Linked DNA regions of Homo sapiens: region 1 is linked to region 2. Evidence: chromatin loops called from intact Hi-C (ENCODE). Cell type or tissue: PC-3. All regions are shown on one strand. Each heading gives the region's core, and the rest is flanking DNA. Links, peaks and the distances in the headings are about the cores only. Region 1 overlaps FMN1 (formin 1). Region 2 overlaps FMN1 (formin 1).

What was found. Peaks named below come from ENCODE experiments on the same cell type or tissue, not always from the same donor. Only the 100,000 strongest peaks of a DNase experiment are listed, where the experiment ranks them.
Region 1: a loop joins it to region 2, with 4 times the contacts of the local background. A loop is called at or near these places in 38 of 110 quality-filtered maps.

Annotation. Positions count from the first base shown.
Region 1 is chr15:32,989,085-32,999,096 of GRCh38, reverse strand. The region is part of intron 7 of FMN1 (formin 1); the gene reads left to right. Among named protein-coding and RNA genes, the nearest start is that of FMN1, 200 kb to the left of the region's middle. In PC-3, for the core only: CTCF peaks have their summits at 3,873, 4,076 and 5,618; a DNase peak (open chromatin) is centred at 4,066.
Region 2 is chr15:32,838,990-32,849,001 of GRCh38, reverse strand. The region is part of intron 17 of FMN1 (formin 1); the gene reads left to right. Among named protein-coding and RNA genes, the nearest start is that of GREM1-AS1, 130 kb to the right of the region's middle. In PC-3, for the core only: a CTCF peak has its summit at 4,712 (motif pointing left); no DNase peak of the experiment used is centred there; H3K27ac peaks cover 3,375 bases.

The sequences.
Region 1 (10,012 bases), core at 561-8,560, 150 kb before region 2:
AAAGGAAAAAATAGACAATATTGAGAAATATGTTAATTCATCATTTTAGTGTGACTGTGAAATGTTGTGAGGTTACTAGATTTACTGGTTTACTAGTGTTGAGATTCCTCTTGGGCGACTGGCTACCTAGAATCCGGTAGGTACATTTGGACTTGAATTTTCATGGAAAAGGAGCCCTTTGTCTCAGCCTTCAAGATACTGTCTTGCCTTCAGACAATTCAGATATAGAAGGAGGCTGTTGTAGAATGTTGATTGCTCATTTGTATCATGGGGGCCAATGATGGTTTTAGACATTTCCTTCATGCACCATCAGCCTTCAATCATTTCTGCTGAGTCTTAACCCCTGAACATGAGTCAATACAGGTGGACCAAGACAGTTTTCTTTTTATTGCAAAAGTTTTTTGACTTTAGGTGACGGGCTACTGCTGGAACCGGTGAGTTTCTGCGTGTTGGCCATTGCTTTTGACTCTTCATGAAATGGGAGAAAGCATGGTAGAGCACCACGGGGAGTGTTTCCTTCTCTCCAGACTTGTCCTGCCTCACTCAATAATTCTGTAAATTCTATACAATCACACATCACTCTTAAATATTAGGTTCTTCAGCTGTAAAGTAAAAGCATTGGAGTAGCTGGCGTAAGTTTCCTTCTAGCTTCAAAGTTCTATCATTTCTGGCCTGGGAAAAGAGTGGGCCCCTGCATCTGTCCCAACTCAATCCAAAGTCCTAGGAGATTTTCTTTTCCCATGTTACCTAGATCAGTGCTAGGCAACTAGCTGAAATTGAATAAATAGTTGTTAATTGATCTGACTGGACATTGCTGGAAATTTTTTCATGACTCACAGTATTTAGGTAGAAGGCTATTTGGGGGGTAGCATTAGGAAAGCTGCAGAATTCTTAAATTTGTGATACCATCAAATACAGCCCAGAGACGTTTATTCATTGAGCACAATAACATTTAAAAACTTCCTTTGAATAATTTTCAAATAAAGCATGGATGCTCTAGTTGCCAAAGTACTGCCCCACACTTACTATCATCTTATAGCCAGTCTCCTCTACTTATGTTGATTGCCTGGAGCCTGTAGACATCTGAGATTGTGACTTCTGGTACAGAGGATAAAGAGGCTGAGTAACATTTATTTTTTTCATGAACATACGAATACAAAGCAGAATTCCTTGAGCTTTTAGATATTTATGGACATTTACATTTGTGTCTTTTCTTTTCCCTTTTCTTTCCCTCTTGCCCTTTCCCTTTCTTCCTCTCTTCTGTCCTTTCCTGAAAGGGCTATTGAAGGAATTGAAAGGGCAGCAGCTTTGGAAGTGTAAGTGAAAGATGAGCTCTTAGTGTAAAAAATTGGGTATGGTCTGTGTTCTAGAACATTTTCAGGAAGGCATGGTAAGAGATTGTGTTGACATGAGAGATTAAATGCTGAGCACCCCATGCTTTTTGACTTAATTGGAGATGTTTATAATCCTGGCTACTGAGAAGGAAGCACCAGCTCTGTGCCAGGTACCATGCTCAGTGCTTCACGTAGATAATTTCGAACTACCTGAGACCCAGCGGAGTCAAGTGCAATCCTGAGCTTTCACAGCTGGTCAGTAGAATGGCTAGATTCATCAACCAGGTCTGCCTGGTTTCTAAATTTGATATGTATTCACTGCCTAGTATAATGATTTTTTAAGTTTTAATTTTTTCTCTCGTCCTGTGTCAAAGACCTGTACAAGGTAGGAATAAAGGATGATCTGCACAAGTTCCCCATGTGATTAAAAAAAAAAAAAAAGACGGTGATATTTCTGTAGTGTTAGGAAAGAAAAATAAACAATAGAGTTCTTTTATTTCACTGGTTTCAGAAATAAGGTGTTCTGTTCTCTCTACTGAGGTACGGAAGAAAGGAGCAGGTGGGAAATTTCTCTTTCCAGCTTTATTTCTCATAGCTGGTCCTGAGCCCAGTTTGAGGAAGTGCCTCTAATACTTGTCACCATAATCTTGATGTTTGCCTGTATTTATCTTAGAGATTTGAAACCTGAATCTCATAGAAGTTAATTTCCAAGATTGTAAATTGGGTAAGAAAATACTGTGGCTAGACTTCTATGCAGCTTGCCAGCTCCTTACTTCTTCGTTACGATTTTTGTAATTTGAACATCGGGGCTCAGCTGTTCTTTAACTTTAATCTTCTCCAGTATAGTCCCTGATACCCAACACTGCTGATTCCTTAACAGGCCTATGGGGTGATTCAGCTGTGTTCTCTATGCTGCCACCTCCTTGTATGGTGTGTTCATGTGTGATAAATGGTACTAGTTGCTGCTTCTAACAACTCCAACCTCATAGACTTTGGAATTCATAGTGTGAATTTATTGTGTGTTTGTGTGTATACGCGCGTAACATTATGTGTGCTTTGACCATTTCACTGCAATTTGTTGTAGCTTCCTCTGTGTCCTGGAGGAATAACAATAATAATATTTGGTACTTAATTGAGCATTTACTATGTGCCAGTCTTTATATATAAGGAGTGAATGAGCTATTACACCATTATGAGGTGGCCCTCTTACCCTGTACACTGAACTGCCTCTGGAAGATCTTAAAGGTCCTTGCCTAGTGAGAATATTCCTGATGTGACTTTGATTCTGGATTGACCTTTGCCTCTGATCTATCTTTGGGTGGATATTTGTCCTTAGGAGTGATGGCCCTTAGAATCAGAACATGCTGAAGCATAAACTCATATAATGAAGTCAAGTGACCATTCATTAAACAAAATGCAATGTAACCCTAGGTAGGATAGTGGGATAGAAAAACAGGTGTGTAATCCTCCCTGAGTTTGAATCCTGTTTGTGCTGTCTACTAGATGTGTGGTCTTGAAGAAATTATTTAAACCTTTCTGAGCTTCAGCTTCTCACCTTTAAAGTGGGTGTGACAATGTTGTAACTTGGTCATTTTGACTGATTACAACTGTTGGGATAGCTTAGGTGGGACTGGGCCACAATGGCATGTGGTAGATGACCTATCTATCATAACTATTGTGTTTATTATGAGCAGCAGCATGTTTAGTTTACTCTAAGTCTGTGGCTGTCAAAGTGTATTTTTGGATGGTAAAGTTTGTTCCATATAAGCTATGTGCCGAGGTAAAAGAAACATTCTGTATTTACTGTTATATCTAATTCTCCAATGAGCATTGCTTTTCATATGTTATAAAAGTATGATGTGCTCATTTCCATTATTGCCTCTTCCTAGGAAATATTACTGTTGCCATAGTTTTATGAAGGAAACATCTGAATATGTATAAGCAGCCTAAGAGTTAAAACACAGATCTGGGGAACGGTTCTGAGTAAGATAATTGCGTGTTAAAATTGTTTTTGCTGTAAAGACAAATTTTCTAAACTATAATTTCATGTACATAACTTGGCTTCTTACACTTTATCTCTCTCATGATTGGTAAACACCAATTGAGCACGTGTCAAATACAAGAGATGTGCTAGAGATAAAACATCATTTAGTAATGATGGTAATAATGATGATAATAACAGATAACATTTGTTGCATATTGCTATATGCCAGACACTACACTTAGCATTTACCATGGATTATTTTATTTAATCCTCATATAGGTTCCGTACTCAGAGGATTTACTATTTATTTGGGAAAACAGAATTTATACCATAAAGGCTAAATAACACTCAGCTTACACTGAGGACCTAATATTACGCAGAGACTAATGGAGGGAGAGACTTTTTGAGTGTTAACATTTTAAAATTATCAACTTTTTATAGAAGTTGCTGATGTTAGGTCTCAGATCTCAACTAAGATTCTTTCCAAGACTTAGATTTTCTGATTGTGGCAATTTCATACACTATCTTGGAAAGCTGTTACAGGTGTCTATGTAATACACTTCTACTTGTTTTGATACAATATATGGCATGACCTATATCTCCTGCAAATTGGTATAATAAACATAATTTGAAGTATTATTAAGAAATGTGTTTTGCATATATACATATATATATATATGCTTCTGTGTGATAGGCTGAGTATTTTACAATTACTTTAGGAGTCATTCCACAATCTCACCACTGGAGGTCAGTTTGACCCTTTTTCTCTTAACTTTCTAGATACATTTTCTTTTGATGATTGAAACACATTCCAGTTTTATACTAAGAGTTTTTGCTTTAAACACATGAAAACTCATTGTTAGTTTATTTTACAGAAAAACATGCACAGCAAAGTGCACATAAGTCCATACTCATAGGCAGTGCTTAATGTACTTACAGAGACAGTACATGCTATGTTTATGGCTGTAAATAGGTACATTCTATATAACAAATGACAAAGGACCACCTTAAAATAATGCTTTATGAACTTGATCATCCGTTTCATCTAAGAATGGAATCATCAAAAGGAAATAGAGGTCTTTCTCAATCATTCAATATGTATTGATTGAGTGCTTCCTGGATGCCAGGCACTGTGCTAGGTGCTCGAGGGAGCAGGACAGATAATAGGCCCCACTCTCTTGGAGCTTGTAGTCCATTCAGAGAAACAGATATTGATAAAATAACCAGCCAATAAATATAATGTGATGAGTGCTGTGGAGCTGCTCTGATGGGGTCTAATTAAGATCCATGGGTCCAGACAAGGATACTCTTAGGAACTGACCTTTAAGCAGAGGTTTGAAGAGTGAAGAGAAGCTTGGCTTGTTTGGAGAGAACTGCAGGGAAGCTTTGTGTGGCCAAAGCACAGGAAAAACAGGAGAGAGGTGGGAAATGTAGCTCTGGAGTAGGATTTTTTCAACCTTTTTATACTACAACCCAGAATAAGCAATGTAATTTATATCGAGACCCAGGTTACGTGTGTGTGTGTGTCTGTGTGTGTGTGTGTGTGAGAGAGAGAGAGAGAGAGAGGAATGAGTTCTATTCAACAATTTATTGCATGTAACATACTCGGATATATTCAACTCTTACTAAATATGCTCTGGATAAAGCACAAATTGATATGTTAATATGCTATCTCACTGATCGATGATGGCCTATGGGTTGAAAACAGTGCGGTGGAGAAAGGCAAGAGGCAAGATTCTGGAAGGGTCTTGTACATCTTTTTAAGGTTTCCCAATTTCATCTTCAGAACAGTTAGAATCTACTGACTAATTCTGAGCAGAGGAATATGTGACATGAGGAGATTTGCATTTCCAAAAGACCCCCCCCACCCCGCCCCCGGCTGCTGTTGCAGAGGACAAGTTGAGGAGGGCAGAGAGGATGTGGAGAGGACAGCAGGGAGTACTGCAGCTGTCCAAGTCAGAGATTGTAGTGGCTCTAAGACAGGGTCAAGAGAGAATTTACGCTCTCTGACAACAAGCATTACCTTTCTACCGGTGCTGAGGGTTGCTTCTGCTGAAACTGGAACCATGAAAACTGTCATTGTTGCTTGTCTGTAAATGTGTACAGCTTGATTCTCCCTCTGGAACATGGTAAATATACAATAAATAATTCTTGAATGAATTAATAGGGAGGAAGAAGGTGCTGACAACACACTACCCTTTTGAGCATGAAATGAGAAAGCTCTTGTTAACTGGATACACTTCTCTTATCTTAATTTGATATACACACCACCAGAACAATTACTTGTCTCTGTAGACAGGGGGCAGTTTCTTGTACTGTCTTTGAAAGCTGCAGTAGGTGTCTGTATAACACAGTTCTGTTTGTTTTGTTTTAAAACTATATATGGCATGACCCTTATCTATGGCAAATAGATCCTTTAGACATAATTTAAAGGATTAACTGAGAAAACATAGAACAATGATAATTTTCAAATTTGCTAAATGAAGTTTATAAGTTGAACTGCATTAAATTGCTGATATTTGACCTATTTGACTTATAAAGCAGCAATTTTATATGGCTTAATGTAATATATTCATACCAAATGGCAAGGAAGTGAATGTGTATTGGAATGATATTTCTCTGAATGAATCGTATTCTGAAATGTTCACTGGGGCCTCAGCAGGTGTTAAGAGACTGCAGCTGAAAATGTCACAAGGCATTGTCCCTAGGAGAATGAAGCATCCCTTACATGGTGACTCTTTTCCAATTAGAATTGTTGAAGTATCACATGACCCTTATGTCCTGTGTCACTTACAGAACAATCTTGGCGAGAAATGTTTCATCTTTCAGGCAATCCATGAAAAATAAAGTTAGTGAAAACTGTTAAATTAGTATTACTTGGTCTAGTGAATAGGCTAAATATACATTGATCTCTCTGAGCCCAAACTGATATTTTACTCCGTAAAAATGAACGATTTTTATGACCCACTATTGATTGTTATGGTCTTTATAACATAGATTTAATAAAATTGTCTTCTTATTCCCTCATAGACCCTTTATAGTAAAAATTTCATGTCTTAGGAGTTATAGGAATATGATATTGCACATACACACAGGAAAATGATTAGGATATTAGAAGAAAGTGAATTAAACATCTAAGTTATATTTACTGCATGTCTTTTTGTTAAACATATGTCTTATCGAACATTTTCTTTATTTCTCCCACAGATACCAGTCCTTTTTCTTAAGTTTGTAAACTAAGATATGATCTATAATCTGCCATTGATGAATAAATTGGGCATCTTTTGATATTTCTAATTTATTTTCAGTTAGTCCTGAGGGAAATTTATAAACACTAAATCACACCAGTTTTTCTACTTCATACTTATACTATTGTTCTCAACCACATCATCCTCTAACCATCTTAAGTAATGAAAATCTGTGATTATTATAATGAGAAGAGGGTTTTCTTTTTGATACTTTATTTTCAGCATGCAAAACTAACATTGATTCCCGTTTTGATGGATACAATACAGGACCATTATTTTTCTGTAAAATTCCAACGTTCTAGAAAAGTGGCTCAGTCTTGAAACTGGATTGCCAAAACCAAATGGAAACTCCTTTCCTTTTGCTATAAAACAATGGTGGATGGGCTCAAAAACAAGGAGGGGAGAAAACAAGATTGCATTACAAATCTGGCAACATCAGCTACACTAGTAAAATCAAATCCAATGTTGTTTTATGACTCTGAATTTATGTGAGTACGCAGGATCAAAGGGCTTGAATCCCCCTGGACTACAAGGTCTATAGTTCATGGTAAAAACTCATCAAAAAGAACATTTTAGTCGTTTAAACTTTTCATTTTAATCAGCCACAGTAATAAAAGAGCCTTTAGGTGTCCAAAAATATTTTGCAAGATCAAGAGGTTGTTCTCTTGTTCGTAGAAGCAGCTCTCTTATTGGATCCATATAATGCCTGTGGCCTTTGAGTGTCAAAGGGCCACTGCCTCCACATTGTTTGCCCTTGTGGGATGGTTTCTTTTGGTTCTTCTAACTGTGCATTATGTGATAATAAATTACGGTGTCTGACGGAAGGACCATAAAATTTTCACACCATTTATCAAGCGATTTTAGCCATTTAAAGTTAGGTGTCTGACAGCAAGCCAAGTCGTTTGTAATGTTTAGATAGAAACAGTCTACTGCCTGCATCTTGACCAGCATCAAGAGACAGCCCTGCAGAGGAGAAAGAACACGAGGCTGCAGCAGAAGACTCAGCTTTGAATCACAGCCCTGATGCTCCCTAGATTGTGATTTTCGATGGTCCAGAATTTGGGGCTCCTACCTTCACCACAGTGTTGTTTAGATCATGTAGGGTAATATTTGTCAAGTTACTATGCAGCATATGAGAATCAATATGCAGTAGATGTAGATGGTGCAGGAAACAGCCTGAGCAGTCCAGCATTTCCAGCAAGAGATCTAAATAGGTAAAGCAGGGAGCTGGCCAGAAGGAATAAGTTGATGAGAAAGTATTCCTGAGAATGTAGAAGACAGCGAAATCAGGGACCCAGGAGATTCTGGGAAGAAAGAGGTGGCATTTCTTCTGAAACCGAGAGAAAATAAAGAATGAGGGCCTTTGTCTATGGGCTATAAATGCCTTTATTTCTTTGCTTGGTTGTTAGGTTTGGCCTTATGCATAGGAAAAGAAAGGCAGGTGGCTGGTGTTTCTTCACCTGTTCTCTTTGATATCATCTACTGCTGCTTCTGCTCTTTTCTCGTTTGGTTGCTGCTATGGTTTGGCTGTGTCCCCGCCCAAATCTCGAATTGCAGTTCCCATAATCCGTACGTGTCATGGGAGGAACCTGGTGGGAGGTAATTAAATCATGGGAGCAGTTACCCCATGCTATTCTCGTGAGAGTGAGTAAGTTATCACAAGATCTGATGGTTTTGTAAGGGGCTTCTCCCTTTGCTTGACTCTCATTCTTCTCCTTCCTGCCACCATGTGAAGAAGGACATGTTTGCTTCCCCTTCCACCACGACTGTAAGTTTCCTGAGGCCTCCACAGGCATGTGTAACTGTGAGTCGGTTAAACCTCTTTCCTTATAATTACCCAGTCTGGGGCAGTTCTTTACAGCAGTGTGAGGACAGACTAATACAGTTGTTCTTTTAGCAGGTGCTTTCCCCCATTTCTAGTAATAAATTCAGCTATCCTTTACATTAGAAATCCTTTCTCTTGACCATACTGTTGCTTTGACCTTCCATTCCTTCTCTCACTGGCAAAATTCTTAAACATTAATGACTTGTAGCAAATTATCTTACCACTTGAATTCCGTTCCAACTCTACTGAAACAGATGAAGTAATTGTCCTGTGCTACTTGTCTCCTATCTGTCTTTCTTTCTTTGCTCTGATCCTGGAGAGTCAGTGTTGACATCCTCGAACTCCTCCCTCAACATCTGGGACAGCGAATTCTGCAGTTTTTTTCTTCTTCCTCACGGTGTGCTTCTCTATCTTCTTTGCTGCCCTCCCAGTGTTGCCTCTGCAGCACGCCAAATTGTGGCTGGTTAGTCACCTGACCTTTTATATTTTGTCTCTTGGAGATTTCCCTTATTGCCACAAGCTTATCTCTGTGTAAGTGCTTTTCAGACCTATTTATTTGAATTCAAACTTCTTCCTGAGTTACAGATAAGTTTTTGTGGAAAGCTACACTGGGAAATATTTTTAGTATCTCAAATTTAAAATTCCCAAAACCAGAGCATCCAAAAAGTTTTATAAGCCCACCATAGAAAGGGATCTTTATTTTCATCTACTTGTCTCCTTCTGAATCCTCCTCCTCTTCCCCTCCCAATGTAAACATGACAAAAAGCAATCTGCTTTCTTAGCTACCCTGTATATGTACGGTGTCATGGTTCTCCTAAAACTAAAAGTCTAGGCCAAAAACCTCAGATGCATCCTTGACAACTCCTGCACCCTCTGCTTCACATCTAGTTGATTACCAAATTATGTTAATCTGGGCTCTGTGGTTTCATATATACTCACTGCTTGGCATCCTGTTCCCATCATCCTAACATAGGCCTTGAGCATAGCTTGCGTGTATTCAGCCCACCTTATCGATTATTTAGGTTGTTGCCCGTCTCTTAAAACACCTCTGGTGGCTCACTACTGTCTGTCAAGTTAAGTTCAAAGTCTTGAGCATGGTATTTAAGACCCTCCAATTTATCTTGGCTTTCTTTCTTTTGGTGGGGGGCGGGTGAAGGGGCTAAACTGCACTTGACTACAAAGGGTGGGGAATTATTATGGTTTTCTCTTCCGCTATTTCCCTACACTTTCCCTCCAGCATGCTTTTATCTTTCACTTGGATTTCTCACAATCATCATTTTACCTTTGCCAATTCTTTGTGCCCTGCAAGGGTTCCTCATCATACATGAAACCATCTCTAATTCCCTAAGGCTTCCTCCTCGGAAATTTTGAATTGACTTAGGCACTTAGCAGACTAGTTCTCACATTATAATTATGAAAGCAGAGGTACCTCCACCTACCTTCCATCCCCAGTGTCATGTACATGACGGACATAAACTTTCACTAAACAACAAACAGTTGAATCTGCCATCACAGTAATGCATTAGTCTATAAATTAATCACTGGTTGGTCTTCCTTTCTTCCCCTATAGTGGAAACTGGATGTAAACCAAAGTGATTTCACAGGTAATATTTTTCAAACT
Region 2 (10,012 bases), core at 1,567-9,566:
TGAAAAAAAAAAAAAAAAAAAAAACAAAAGAGAACTAACCCAAGACTGATATTCAGCTGGTCCTCACCATAACACCCATACAGGTTGCCTGTTCTGCTAGTTAGTACCTATGTTATTGTTAAATATTTAGACTATTACTCCTAAAACTAATCAAACAGGTTCATTGCTGCAGCAGGTAGAAAATAGGCAGATGAGGTTCATAGGCGTATGCAGATTTGTTATAAATTTGGGTGTTTTAACCAGTGAGTACCTCTTAAAATAGTAAACAAATTTTTTTTGAAAAACAATTTTCTATAGTACTTCGCACTTCACATTTTTCCCTAAGATTCTGCTTCCTATTCATTGCTTCTCCATCATTATACCAACTGGGGTCCCTTAGCCACCTGAACCTAGAATTGGAAACCAAATGGTCTTACTCACAGTCTCATTACTTTCATTGGGTGCTGAACTGGACAACTTAAAAGGAAATCTGAAGGTCCCTTATCAAGCAAGATCTATGAGCTAGTACCTTGGTTTGTTTCCTATGGCTGCCTTCTTCAACATCGCTCTAGATGGCTCTATCTAATGGAAGCCTCCCAGTCAATGAGAAAATGCAAGGAAATGTTTAAAGGCATTGAGAGCTCAAGACAGTCTAATACACACACACGTGTGCACGCACACACACGTGCACACACATGAACCTGCTGGAACCCCTCCGTTCTTTCTCCTTGACTTGGATTGACTTCACTTATTTTGCTCATGCTTCCATCATCACTTCAGTTTCAGGCGTCACACTTTTGTGATGTTATTATTAGGTATGTAACATGAACCCTAATTTACATTATGGTCAAGAAGAGGCCTCTAATATGTAGGGTGTTTTACCTGTTCCTCATATTTTTTTTCTTATTGCCATAATCCTGTTCTTTATTTCATTTGGGCTCTTCATTACACAGGTGCTTCAATGTACACTTTTATGAATATGCCAAAATGAGAGAGTAAAGATCTTCTCTCAGATTACCCCGACACAGACCATCCTTTAAACCTAATCACAAACATAGAACCAAATCTCAGTCATTTATATCTTGAGATCATTGTCAGGATCTGACCTCTTCCGTGGGTATTTGCATTTTAGGCCTTAACTCTAATTTTTTTGTTTGTTTGTTTTTTTGAGATGGAGTCTCGCTTTGTCACCCAGGCTGGAGTGCAGTGGCGCGATCTCAGCTCACTGCACGCTCCGCCTCCCAGGTTCATGCCATTCTTCTGCCTTAGCCTCCCGAGTAGCTGGGACTACAGGTGCCCGCCACTACGCCTGGCTAAGTTTTTGTAATTTTTAGTAGAGACGGGGTTTCACTGCGTTAGCCAGGATGGTCTCGATCTCCTGACCTTGTGATCCGCCCACCTCGGCCTCCTAGAGTGCTGGGATTACAGGCATGAGCCACCACGCCCGGCCTTAACTCTTAGTTTTTTAAAGAGTTTGTCTCCTGTTTTTCTGGAACTCCTGACCTCAAGTGATCCACCCACCCCAGCCTCCCAAAGTGCTGGGATTACAGGCACGAGCCACCACGCCCAGCCTTGTCTTCTGTTTTTAAACACTGTCTCAGAACTACATGCTAGTGGAAGAGAGATGGTAGTGGTTGGGTTTGGAGGTAAGATATTATTTGTCAGATAAGTATCATTAACTCTTACAGGGTCTTTCCTAGAGCAGCAGCAGATATTTACACACACACACACACATACACACACACACACCCCTACATCTTTTCAACGTTATGGAACCAGTTTATTTGCTTGCTTTGGTAGAACAGGGGACTATACCTTAAACTGATTTTTACAACTTTGAGTAGGCCCTCAACCATGTAAGAATTGAAGTATTACTAAGGACAACCTCATGATGGTGTTATTGGGTAATCTCCTCATTTCCCTTTCATCATGGCAGAATCCAAGATAGTTTGATGAGACTCTGGAGCTGCAATTGCATTAACCTCTTTCTGATGATTGGAAATGTCCCCAGGTAGAAGTAGAGGATGGAGCCAAGTCAGTCAGGCTCTTTCTTTCTATGTATAGCCCCTTGTGAATTCACCCTTTTCACATTTCATTAGTTTGTTTTGGAAAAACTAGGAGGACATGAACTCATCCTTTTTTATGGTTGCATAGTATTCCATGGTATATATGTACCACATTTTCTTTATCCAGTCTATCATCAATGGGCATTTGGGTTGGTTCCAAGTCTTTGCTATCGTAAATAGTGCTGCAATAAACATACGTGTGCATGCATCTCTATAGCAGAATGATTTATAATCCTTTGGGTATATACCAGTAATGGGATTGCTGGGTCAAATGGCATTTATGGTTCTAGATCCTTGAGGAATCGCCACACTGTCTTCCACAATGGTTGAACTAATTTACATTCCCACCAACAGTGTAAAAGCATTCCTGTTTCTCTGCAGCCTCACCAGCATCTATTGTTTCTTGACTTTTTAATCGCCATTCTGACTGGTGGGAGATGGTATCTCATTGTGGTTTTGATTTGCATTTCTCTAATGATCAGTGATGTTGAACTTTTTTTCATGTTTGTTGGCCGCATAAATGTCTTGAGAAGTGTTTGTTCATCTCCTTTGCCCACTTTTTGATGGGGTTGTTTCTTGTAAATTTAAGTTCCTTATAGATTCTGGATACTAGGCCTTTGTCATATGGGTAGATTGCAAAAATTTTCTCCCATTCTGTAGGTTGCCTGTTCACTCTGATGCTAGTTTCTTTTGTTGTGCAGAAGCTGTTTAGTTTAATTAGATTAAGCAATACTTTTTTCTACATACATACAACTTTTATTATTTTAGTAAGAATACTTAGCATGAATTCTACCCTCTTTAACAAATTCTTAAGTGTGCAATACAGTCTTATTAACGATAGGCACAATAAAATGTTGTGTTTTTAAGTGATCTGAATGTAGTGAGAGAGCTTTGTGCTTGAAGTCAGAAGACCTAGGTTTGAACACTGGGTTCACCACTTAACCTTTCTATGTGATTTTGCAAAGGATTTTAAGTTCTTGGGGCCTTTTTTTTTTTCTTGTCTGTAAAATGGGAATAGTAATATCTAGTACACAGTGTCATTATGAAGATGAAATTAGATAACATACATGGGAAACCACCATATAAACTATAAAGCTTTAATAAATACAATGTGTTACATTTAAGGCATTCTTATTGTCCCACTTTGACCCTCTGTGAGAAACACCAATATACTGAAAATTTCCTTCCTGAATTGTTAGTTCTGGTGTGTGTGTTGGGGGGTGATTGGGGAGCATGCTATACTTGACTTCAACAGGTGCATAGCACTTCATTTAATTTTGCAGCAATCCTTTGAAACTGATTTTTTTCATTCCTAACTTTCCAGATAAGAAAACTGAGTCTGAGGGTCTTGGTAACTTACTCAGGGTCAGGGTGAGCTCAATCCCAGCGTTGTTACTGTGCCATCCTACTAACTTAGAGAACCACTTGGTTTCTTTTGAGTCCCAGGACCCTAGGGGTAAATAGAAATAAGCATATTTGTTTCATCATCTAAAGGAGAAAAGTATCAGAATAGTAGATTTGCCTTAACCTTGGGTAACAGCTTAACCTCAAAGATTCCTTTTCTGAGGTCTTAATAGAGGTCCTCTTTTACCTTTCCCAACAATAACAACAAAGTTTCCATTGTAATTAGTAAAGAATTGCAGTGACAAGTATTTAAGTATTTTATGGAATCAGTATTGAGCTCTGCATCTTGCATAATGGTTGTTCTCATGATAAATTGCCTCACGTAATTATTGGCCTAGCCACCACTTTCTCTTTGGATTCTTGACAACTATGGCAAGGTTTTCATCAGTGATTGATCAAAGATGCTATCACAAGACTTCTCTTTGATTTATACAGTTATTGTCTTCTTCATAATGAAAGAGCTTAACACCTGTATTGCCTTCTGGGAGTTATTGTGCATAATACATGTTATATAATACATAGTTTCGCAGACAATGTCCAATTCTGGAAAGATCTTTTCATTCCTTCAAATAATACGGGTATGTTTCTTCTGCTGAGTTCATTTGGCCTTAAATGAGTTGTGGCAGCTCTAGTAGGAACGCAGGACTAATGTATGTGGAGCAGTTAGCTCAGAACCTGGCACTATGTATATCAGCCGCTGCTGTTGTTACGTGATTTTGTCAAATCTTATCAGATGCTTCAGACAGTGGGTCTCAGAAAGTTAATCACAGAAATTTTACTTACCCAATGGTGCGAATAGCAGTGGTTCCAAGTTCAAGTGGCAAATAATTATTTACTACAGAGGACGGCCATAATTTTAGAAGGAAAGTTATGTGCATCTTTTTCATCTCTTCTAAAAATAAGCCAGAAGCAATGAATATAAGCTGGATTTCTGTTAAGACCAGACACTTTATTTTTGTTATATGTATAATTTGAAGATAGTCATGTGTATAATTAGAATAAAAGGTAAGTAGAATTAGCATAAGTTTAAAAGGTACCAGATATGCATGGAACTTTTATAAGGGATTATATTTTTCACAATTAAAATATTTTACATATTTTAAAGTATAATTATTTCTATAATTACATCTTGATGATATAAGGGATGTACATAATTCCATTTAAGAGGGCAGGTCTGATAGATCACACTTCATGGCTACCAAAATCAACAATATTACCACCTAGTGGCTGCTGAATTGAACTGCAAACACATGATCCTTGGGATCCACAAAGACCCTGTCTCAATAGCTAAAAATGATGGAAAAAGATAGTGAACGCCACTATAATTAACAACTTTAATGGGCCTTGATAACTGTTAATCACTGTAACACCCCAGCTCTGCTTTCAAACAGATTGGGAGAATAATGAGAATTTGCTTTTCCATTTATTGAGAAACTGAGCCTTGAAAAAGTCGTGAGCTGAGGCTAGAGAATGTGATTATTTAATTCCTTAATCCTTTTATTAATCTTCTGAATTGAGAAGTAGATCTACCTTTCCCTCCCAGTTTTTTTATTTAAATTTTGATTTATTTATAACATTTTTCAGTGAAAATTAAAAATGTGTATTTGAGTAGATCAGAACTGTTTTAAACAGAGATAAACTGGTCTTCTCGTTAAGGAAATATGCGATGTTAGTTAGTTCATGTGCTTTTATAAATTTAGCAAAACCTGAGTGCTCAACATTTAGAAGTGAAGTGCCAGTCCTGATAGCTCATCCTTACTCCATCTCAGAGTCAGGCATTGAGACCTTTGCTATTTACTACTTCCCCTTTCATCTTAGCATCCACCAACTTGTTGACATTCAAATTATTCATTGAAATAACCAAACCGTCTGCCCACTGAGCTCATTGCACCATCCCATTTCCTTGCTGAAATAAATAAAATGTGGCGTGAGTAATTGTAATATAGTAATTCTAGGGGAGCATAATATATTCAAGTAAGTAATGTAGAAAGCCACTAAAAAGTCTATTTGAAATTGCTCTTCTTCCCAGGAGGGCACTGTTCTCTCTTTAATATATTCTCTTTGGCTTCACGATTCTAGGATTAAGCCTAATTGCTAACATAATATATGTGCGTGATCGTTGCTTTCTTTAACTTAAGCTTCCTCTGGCATTGGTTTCTAGTTTGTAGTCATGACTGTGGCATTAATTGTAATTGGTCTGAGCTTCATGTGAAATAGGTTCCAGCGTGTTGACAGCAATTAATGGAGCTCCATAGTCCTGGGTAAGATTCAAGGGGTGGGTTTTGCATCTCTTTCAAATTGTTTTCTCATTGTTTCTGTTGTAGTCTCCTGGGAGACTATAATAAACAGGCTGGCTTTAGAATTGCACAAATCTGAGTTCAAATCTCTCCCCTACCTTTCTTTCTTTTTTTTTTTTTCTCTTTTTGAGACAGAGTTTCGCTCTTGTTGCCCAGGCTAGAGTGCAATGGTGTGATCTCGGCTCACCACAACCTCTGCTTCCTGAGTTCAAGCGATTCTCCTGGCTCAGCCTCCCAAGTAGCTGGGATTACAGGCATGTGCCACCATGCCCGGCTAATTTCTTGTATTTTTAGTAGAGACAGGGTTTCTCCATGTTGGCCAGGATGGCCCCGATCTCCCGACCTCAGGTGATCTGCCCGCCTTGGCCTCCCAAAGTGTTAGGATTACAGGTGTGAGCCACCATGCCTGGCCCTCTCCCCTACCTTTCTGAGCTTGGGAAGCTTACTTCCTCAAAAAAAAAAAAAAAAGCTGAGGTTCCCTCATCTCAAAGACAGAGGTAGTAATACCACCACCATAAGGTTATTGTGCCCATCAAACTTGCTAAAAAATGTCAGCCGTTTGACTATGGGTCTTTCTTTCATACTAGTACAGATAAACTTTTTCAAACTTTTACGTATTATTAGTTTAGGGCTTTCTGTGTTCTAGGCACTGTGCTGCATGTTATGAATACAATGATGAGCAAAAGGAACACAGTCTTTGCCTCTGGAACTTATATTTGCCAGTGGATATTTTATAATTATAGCCGATTGGTAATAGGAATCCACAGTGCATAACCAACCATCTCAAAACTTAGTAGGCTACAACAATGTATGCCTATCTCTCACAGTTTAATGAGTTGATTAGACTTAACTGGCTAGTTCTTGCTTCAGGTCTCCTGTGAAGTTGGAGTTAGATTATGGCTGGAATTGAAATCATCTGTAGGCTGCAGAGCCTCGGCTCGGGTGGATGGAGGGTGGGGCTTGGCTGGGCATCTCTGAGAGCCCGTGCAGTCACTCCACATGGCTTGCGCTTTCTCATAGCATGGTGGTCTCGCAGTAGTTAGCCTTCTTACATAGTTACTGGCTTTTTCCTGAGCAAATGTTCCAAGGAAAAGAAATTAGAAATTTCCTATCCTCTCAAACACTGGGAATGAAACATCACGTCACTGTTGTTCAGAGAAGTCACAGTCCAGTCCAGTTTTAAGGGAGTGAATAGACGCCACCGTTCAACTAGAGAACAGCACAAACATGCAGGGAAGGAAAGAGCTGATGATGGACATCTTGGAGACAAGCTACCACGGTGTCCTAATTGATCGTTCCTCAGATTTGTGTCTCTCGATATCTGGACTCTTAACTAGTGGGCTTTTTTACTTGACTTAGTCCATCAAGATTTATAAAACTGACCATTTGTGCTTGCCCTAGGAAAATGGATTGTATAATCTTTAAGTGTGAGATAAATAGCAAAATACATATCTGTTCTGGTTCTCGTAACTCCTTCAGGATGGATGGTATTTCCAGGAAACAGGATTTTCTCATTCTCCTGAATCACTCTCTGTGTTACTACACAGAAGGAAATATACAGCTTCATAAATACTAGCCTCACGAACCCAGTTCCACAAAGCGATTCACATGTTACATGCCTACTGAAACACACAAGAACCATCACATCAGCCAGAATATATTTCCTAGGACTTTAATATAAAGTCCCATTTGCTGCAGTTTTCTACTCCGCTTCTTCTGAGATGGAGTGATGGAATGTGTAGAAATAGTTAAAAGCCATTTCTAAATCAACATTGAAAATATTTTTTTCAATTAGTTTATCTACCAATGTTATGTTCCCAAAAATATAGATAAGAAACCAGAATCTGGAATTTATATTAAAGTTCATGAGTTTTGATTACATGTTCCAGGTGGATCAATCTGAAATACAAGCCTTACTTTAAAATAATGGAATGATTCCCTTGGATATATGAGACTTCTTCTCCAGGGACACACTACATATACTCTGAGATTAAAACACTGTGTGTTTTGTCTCTCTATATTTCTCAAACATATTAAATGGACAATATCCAAGAGGCATCTAAGAAGGAATAAGCTAGAAAAGTAGCCTGTATTGTTTCCCACGAACTGTGATGATCCAACCCAAGATCAATGAGCTGTCAGAAAAAGTGGGGGAGAAGTTCCAAGCAAAAATATCTAAAGTAATAGCCAAGGGGATAAAGAAAACCACTGGCTGGATAAACGGTGATAAATGCTGGTGGTTTGTTTGTTTTTAAATTTTGTTTCTGTCTGTAAGTCCCTCTTTCTGTGTAATACAAACTCTTGTACTGTGTGACACTCCTGTGTCTATCTTTCAAAGACTGGGGAGGGTGGAATGAGCAATTATCTGTTCTTCTTTAAACAACGATTCTCCCACTGTTTAGAATTTAAACAGTGTGTGCACATTTTCTTTTCGGTATTTCAGTTGTCCACAGTTACAGTCCACTCAATGTTCTGTACAAATGGGGCATGATGACCCACTGGCACAGCTTCCTCTCATGTTTGTACCATTTCCATACCCTCCCCTCCCTCCTGGACACCTGTGCTAATCATCCAAGGACTGCCTCCCACCCACACGACTGCCTGTCCTCATCTTTGCCTCCTTGGCACTGAACGAAATAGCCAAGCTTCTGAGATCCCTGGAACTTGCCTGTGTGTGGAATCCCACATGCTCTAAAATGCCTTTCACACAGCTACTCTGTTTTTGAAGCAAAGTGATTTTAGTCATTTGTACGCAGTTATGTGCAGAGATGAGAGGTTTTGGGCATGCTGTTAGGTCCTCGGTAGTATCTTGAATGTGCTGATACCGGGTGATTACAATCTTCTAGTAGTGAGAAGGGAAAAATAGAGCTGCGTGGAGCTAGATATTCAAATAATATCATATCATGGCTCCTCCTGGGAATATGATCATCCTTGAAGTGACTTAGTCCTCACTCCTCTCCAGAAAAAAAGCCATTTCTTCCTCCAGCTTTCTCTGCCCTCTCACCACCACAGCCCCTTTGGTCTGGTTAAATCTGAGCCACACAGATGCTCACTAAGGGCTAAAACAACAGTGGCAAGAGGAGGCCAAGTTAATGGGTGAGCAGCACCCTAGACTGGGAGTGCTGAGTTTCGCCCACAGACCTCAAGCTGCCCCCAGCCCATTCTGCTTTGGATTTCAGGGCTGCAGCTCTCCTCCCGGGGAGGATTCATCACTTCTTAGGTTTGTTCAACGCTAGTTTCTTATGTTGCCAATATGTGGCTCTGCAAATAAATGCTCACAGGGAAAAATCGGAAATTGGTCTTATTGACTTAGCGGTGTAGATCTCCCTCCCATCAAGTATACAGTTCTTCAGTGTACCTGTAGTTAGTTCTGGATAATTATAAGCAAATTAACAAGGATTTTTTACATTGTTGTTCCCCATTTCATGACTAAGTTGCTGCCATTAGCACCATACCTGTGAGCTAAGCAGTGGGGAGGTTGATTTTTTTTTTTTCAAGCCTAATCTTATTTTGAGGAGAAATCGGTTCTCAAGAGAATCTTCTCTCTCAATCCTACTTCCAGGACACTGATGGGTGCAAGCCATTATTGATTTCCACAGTCTGTCAAGAGTATAAATGAGAAGTCTGAGTCTCTTGTCTCAAGAAGCCAAGCTTCTGATGTAGGCAGATAAAAGAAACTATGTTTGGAGTAGCTTATCATCATTAACAACCATAAGCATTTCCTGGCTAATGGCTCTTCACATGTAAAGTGCCCTGCTGTGGAATCCGGGGGCTTCAGGTCCCTGGTGCTCAAGTTGTTTACAGTCCAGTCTACGAGACAAGCAGAACACTAAAATGGGAACTAGTGTAGCAAATGCCAAGCATCCAGTGAAGTCTGAAAGGGCTAGAAGTTCACCTGAACACAGTTGTCCTTGCTGCCAACGCCTGAAGGGTGGGTTGGTGCTGACGCTCCGTGGTTGAGACTTTTACGTGAATGGTTCAAAATGTCCTGTCCTCAGGGAGAGGGGTTCCAGTTCTGCTGGGAGTGGGTGGGCAGGGTGCAGAAAGCGGTAGACCCGAAGCTGCCTGTGAGAAGCCAGCCGCTGGAACCCATCTTTGCTTGGCTTGCTGGTCCTTGGCTTTGATCTGGGGGCACTTTCTCATGAGAGTTCTTCCTAGTCCTCCTCTGTCCCATGTGACAGGCTCCTCCCAGTTTGGTCCCGTTTCAAGGGAAATGAACTGTTTGTCCAGTCACCATCTCTGGGCTGTGTAAACAAGCAGATGGGC